Regions from separate parts of the Homo sapiens genome. Here region 1 is linked to region 2. The links are chromatin contacts, found by Hi-C in ENCODE. All regions are on one chromosome and are shown on one strand. The core of a region is the stretch at or near the end of the contact, and the rest is flanking DNA. Distances in the headings are between cores, read along the strand shown.

The links. Hi-C counts contacts between places; a loop is a spot of excess contacts on that map. Pooled maps may share reads with other maps.
Region 1: a map of CD8-positive, alpha-beta T cell shows a loop between it and region 2 (6-fold over the local background). The contact joins the promoter of NR2C2 here to the promoter of TAMM41 in region 2. A Hi-C loop is called at or near these places in 3 of 168 maps with a recorded cell type or tissue (CD8-positive, alpha-beta T cell and naive thymus-derived CD4-positive, alpha-beta T cell) and 7 of 50 pooled maps.

Annotation. Positions count from the first base shown.
Region 1 is chr3:14,946,295-14,949,030 of GRCh38, reverse strand. NR2C2 (nuclear receptor subfamily 2 group C member 2) reads right to left here and starts at 1,448. Exons shown (of 14, transcript NM_001291694.2): 1 at 1,125-1,448. FGD5-AS1 (FGD5 antisense RNA 1) reads left to right here and starts at 590. Exons shown (of 2, transcript NR_046251.1): 1 at 590-1,018. RefSeq lists enhancers at 1-231, 586-785, 232-919, 1,608-2,297 and silencers at 386-445, 836-1,255, 1,276-1,345, 1,396-1,825.
Region 2 is chr3:11,845,424-11,848,159 of GRCh38, reverse strand. TAMM41 (TAM41 mitochondrial translocator assembly and maintenance homolog) reads left to right here and starts at 1,275. Exons shown (of 8, transcript NM_001284401.2): 1 at 1,275-1,658. The coding sequence starts at 1,524.

The DNA of each region.
Region 1 (2,736 bases), core at 199-2,698, 3.1 Mb before region 2:
ACGCTTGCCTCTCCTGGTGGCTGTAATCCCATTTTTAACAATAACACCATTTTCAAGTGACTCTGAAGCTCGCAAAGTAGCGTTGCCTCCATTTTCTGAGTAGAGCCCCACAAACAATGCTCAGAAGGGAGGTCCGGCCTGGCAAGAATGCGCATGCCCCCCATTTACAGTCGATAAAATTGAGCCTCATTAGGGGATTCGCCAAGGCCGCTGCGAAATAACGAGCAGGAGCCCTGAAAAGTGTCCTGGTTCCGAAAACCTCTTCCCACGAGAGCGCATCGTGGACTCGAAATGCTTCATCACCTTTATTACTATTGTTCCTCAGTACTCATTCGAGACGCGTTCCAGGCGGAGGGAAGCAGCCCACCTGCTGACCCAAGACCAGGCGCCGGCCTCTCCACCCGGCCGCGCCCCTCGCGCCCCGCCCCCGGCCCCGCCCCCGCCGACCCGGCCCCACTCTTCGCCCCGGCCTCTACTCCCGCCCCGCCAGGGCTCCCGCGCCCCATAAGGACCACCCTCTTCCGCCTCAGCCAATCAGCAAAGCTTAGGGGGGCGGTGCCACAGGCCCCGGCCCTCCTATCTGGGCGCCAATTAGCCAGCCCATCCGTCGCTCACGAGGTCGCGCCTCGCACCCGCCTTCCTCCTTTTCTTTTACCCTCCCCTTCAGAAAAAACGGCGGTTGGGCTGCGACGGCCGCCAAAGGCGGACTAGAAGCGGAGGGGTGAAAATCCCGGCAGAGAAGGAAGAAGGGACTGCAGGCGGGAGGAGGAGGAGGATAAGGAGGAAGGGAGCCCGCCCAGCCGGAGCCATCTCCGTCGAGAACAAAATGGCGGCGCTGGCGGAGGGCCAACTATAAGGCGGGGCCGCGGCCATTCCCCCTCCACCCCCACCCTTGCGCCGGCCGGGCCGGTCAGGGGGAACCCGCTCGCTTCGCCCGGCCGCGGGCGGGGAGGGGAGGGGAGCGGCCCGGCCCACTATGCAAAGCGCCGGGCGCCGCCGCCGCCACCCCGTGGCAAAGGTAAAAGGGTCGGGTTCAGCCGCCGCCGCGGCGCCTCCATGTCCGCGCGCCAGGCCCGCCCCCTCCGCCGCCGGCCCGAGCCCGCCCGACCCTCTTTCAATTTTACCTCAGGATTTGGCGCCAAAGCGGCCTCGAAGCGGGTCCCGTGTCTGCGGCGGGCGGCCCCCGGCGCGGAGGGCAGGGCGCGGGGAGCCCGGGCTCCCGGTGTCGGCGGATGGCGGGAGCCCGGGGGCCGCGGGCTCGCGGGGCAGCGGGCGAGAGACGAGACGCCGAGGTGGGAGCGGGGTGGCGGGGACGGGCCCGGGGGCGCCGCCGGGGTCGCGGAGAAGGGGGGGTTTGTTATTGTTTTTGTCAGTGAAAGGTCAGAGTTCGTGACCCCGGTGCCGCCGCCGCCGCCGCCCGCGCGCTGGTAGGAGGAGGGCGAATGTTCTTCTTCCTCTTCCCAGCGCCAGCCTCGCCGCCGCGGCGGGGGGCGGGCGAGAACGCGATTGGCTGAGGCGCGCGCGCGCACCGGAACGCCGCAGCCGGCGCTCGGTCCATCCGGCCCGTGGGCTGTGGGGCCCCGGGCGGCGGCGGCTACGTAGCTGCCGCCGGCCTTGGCCGCGGCCGGGCGGGCGGATATGTGGCTTAAATGGCGCAGGCGTCGGGGCCTAGAGGCTGAAGGGCTGGTCGTCCTAAAAACTCGTGGACGTCGCGCACGGTTACCCGGACGCAGGCCCGCCCCTCTGGGGAACCGCGAGCTCCTCGCAGCTGGGTGGGGACCGTCCTCGCAGTGGCGGCCTCCACCCTGCCTTCTCGCTTAGCCAAGGCTTCTGGAAGGCTCGCAAAGTGTCTGTTGTTGGAAGAAGCCGGGCCCTGACTGGCGCGACGGATTCTCCCAGCCGCTCAGCAGAGCGTCTGTAGGTCGGAAGTGGGGGTTGTATTGGGTGGGTATTGAGCTCTTCGGCCCTTCCTCGGTACTGATAGTTTTTAATTTAGGTTTTAAAGGTCTAAAGATGCGCCCGTTCTGGCCATCTCAGGTGAAATGTTGAAACGCCCCAGAACCTATAATTTTTGGTTTCTTAGTAAACATACGATCCAGATCTTGTGTAATTCCATGCCCCTCCTCCTCGAAATTTGGAAGTAGTACATGGTAATAGGGATGTGTAAAGCAGCTTTTAGCAGCATTGCTTAAATTTATTTGAAGAAATTGGCCTGTCTTGCTCTTAAACTCTTGGGCTGTAGGTTTTCCTTACATATTTCTCTGTTTTATGTCGTGGTTTTGACTTGCCTGGGAAGGTGCAGGCGCTTATTTATCCTAAATGCCCTGAAGTGTTTAGGCTACAGGCTGTAGATCTTATACTGATTTTTTTTCTTCAGTTTTCTTGCTTATTAAGAATAAATATTGACTCCAGAATGGATGGGTTAACTTTTTTTCCCACACAGTATCCATTTGGGTTTTTATCAGGATGACTCCAACATTTAGTATTTTTTTTTCCATAATCTTATAATATTTCTATTTGGTAAAAAATGTTTTAAACACAGCTATTTCCCCTTCCTCCTTTTTCTGACGTTGCAAAATTGGGAAAAGAGCTAGGTTCGTTTTGTCATGGTAAAGCACAGCTCTTGAAATTGGAAGAGGCCTTAAGGGAATGTGGTCAAATTTTTTTCTTGCAGAAAGATTTTCCGATTTTAGGGGTGAAGTGGGTGAGAACTAGAAAGGTCAAGTGATGTACCTG
Region 2 (2,736 bases), core at 26-2,525:
TGTCTCCTCTCCTCTACAGACCCCTAGCTCCTGCAGGGCAGCAGGCAGCTCAGATCTCTTCATCTCAGTGCAGGCCCAGAGTGTGAGTGCAAGTAATCATTTTTCCAATTGATTTAATCCCATCCCTGCTCCTAAGACCTTGGCCTAGCCGTTTCCAGTTCATGGGGGAACTATGATAACAACTGTCTAATCAGTCCCCCACAATTCAGGCTAACATGTGAATTACATAAGTCCTTGCTCAAAACCCTTCAAGGACAGAGCAGAATTTCCGAAAAAATCCCAGAGTTGGAGCCAGACCTGGGTTTAGCTCTAGTTTTGCCACAGGCTGATGTGATCCTATCACCTGGCTTTACCTCTCTAAGCCTTAGCTTGGCCATCAGTAAAACCAAGGCCCTCCTGCCACAGGGCACTAGAGGGTGCTCAGTGAGAAGTGCATGTGAAAATGTGTCAACATTACCTGAATGTTAGCTATTACTATTTCTATTATTTTTGAGAGGTAGTGTATTTTGGGGAGGAAGGAGAGGGTAGTTGAAAAAGTTTCTGTCCTGGAAGTCAAACCACCTCCTGAATGGTAATCTTCAGCAAGTTTCTCCAGTTATACAAAGAGGAGAGCTGTAAGATTTTTCTACTCCTAGGGTCCTGTTTCCTCCAGAAACTGCATTTGAAGCACCCTTTGTGAGACCATTCCACAAGGCAAGGGGGCAAAAACTGTGATCCACCCTTGAAATTAAATGCAAGTATCAGAGAACGTCTGTGCACTCCCATATCCACCCTTGTATTTGAAAAGGGCTTTAGCGTGAAGAAGTCTCCGTCAAATCTTGACGGTGGTATTCTCTACATGGCGGGATTGGGCATCATTTTAATTTTGTGTTTTTCCAAATCTTCGAAATCTGCAATTTTGGAACTAGAGCGATGATGGGGGCACAATATTGTGAAGGCACTACATGCTACTACACTGTCCATTTCAGAACGGCTAGTTCCATATTATGTGAGTGTCGCCTCACTTAAAAACCTTCAATACGCTCCCGATTTTATAGTCATTCTTTAAACCGTAGTTTGAAGAGAGAAGTACAGAGGCTATCAAGGCTCAGGGCCCGCGGAGTCGGGTGACGCTCGCCTCCGCCGATTTGTCCAAGTCGCAACCTAGCCGCCAGCCTGTAGGGCACTCCTCCGACCACGAGGGGACAATGCAAAGCCTCGCGTTCCCCACACTAAGGCGAGCACCGCCTCTTGCGTCTTGGAAGCGCCTGTGCGTGCGTGGGGCGTAGCAAGGGACGGAAGCTCTGCCTGTGCGACCGCCGCCCACCCGAGCCTATCTGGGCTGCGTCTTCTCGCCGCTGCTCTTCGTGGCCCAACGCCCCAATCCTTGCGTGTGCTTGCAGTCCCACCCCACACTCAGCCTTGTGTCCCTCGATCCAGTCTCCGACTTCCATTTCCCACCCTAAACCGCCTACCCGGTGTCTGTTCCCCGCCCGGTTGTCCTCGCCCTGCTGCGCTGAGTGTCCCCTGTTAGCCTCGACCCCATGGCGCTGCAGACGCTGCAGAGCTCGTGGGTGACCTTCCGCAAGATCCTGTCTCACTTCCCCGAGGAGCTGAGTCTGGCTTTCGTCTACGGCTCCGGGGTGTACCGCCAGGCAGGGCCGAGTTCAGACCAGAAGGTGAGCCCGGGCAGCCCCACGACGGGGAACTGTCTGTTCTCACGAGTCCCGTTTTGCCCTCGATTCCTTCAGAGTCGGAGAGCTGCCTGTCCGCTCTGCACACTCCACGTGTCCACTAGCAGAGTGAACCATAGGCCTGCCTTCCTAGTATAACGACAGCGCGAGTTGAAGCGACGGTGTTGAAGGATACTTAGGAATCCACGTGGGTCTAGAGCAGGAGAAGCAGTTAGGCAGAAGGAAAAACTGCTGCAGGGGCAAATGGAAGAAAGGAAAAGAAATCGTTATCAGGTTCTTTCAGTGTTTTAGTCGGCTGGACATCGGAATTTTCTGGGGAGCTTTTAAGAAAATCCTAATGCTCGGCTTCCGCCGATGGAGATTCTGATTTAATTGGTTTGGGATGAGGCCTGGGCTTCAGGAATTTAAGAAACGTCCCAGGTGATTCTAATGCGCAGCCAAGTTTGTTGAGAGTCACCTCTATAAATGTAGGAGAAAATGCAAAATGATCTTCTGACTTCAGGAAGTTGGCGGACTGGTTGTAGGGCCAGGGCAGGTGCAGTGAAAGTAACTAACATCAAAAGTTAGTGCGTGACCAGTGTATTTACCCTCGCTCAGCACTTTTAACAACGGTCTGTTTGAGACTAGGCATTGTTACTTTTCAGAGTTGGCTCAGCACAGCCTCAGTAAGGGTACAGTTTTCCTTGTAATTTGCAGAATTCAGTGTGCAGGTTTTAATGGGGCCCCCTGCGTCTGGATACCTGACTGTAGTCTGTCTTCTGATTAACATCCTGCCTGTTCACTTCCTGGTGAGGCCATCTATGCTGTTGCTTGGATTTCCTCTGTTTCCCACTTACACTACTATTTAATATTTTTCTTTAAATTGGCAGCATATGAGAAATTATAGGTTATTATAGGCTAGTTATTTTTCCCGAATTTACCTTAACATAATTACACATTTTTAAAAAACATGTTTATTCCATACCTGCCTCGCCACCAAATCTCAAGTGTCCCCAGTGGTCTGTAGAGTCACACTCTACAGAGCAGGCGTTAGCCTCCTGATGGCCACCTCTTCATTCTTCCA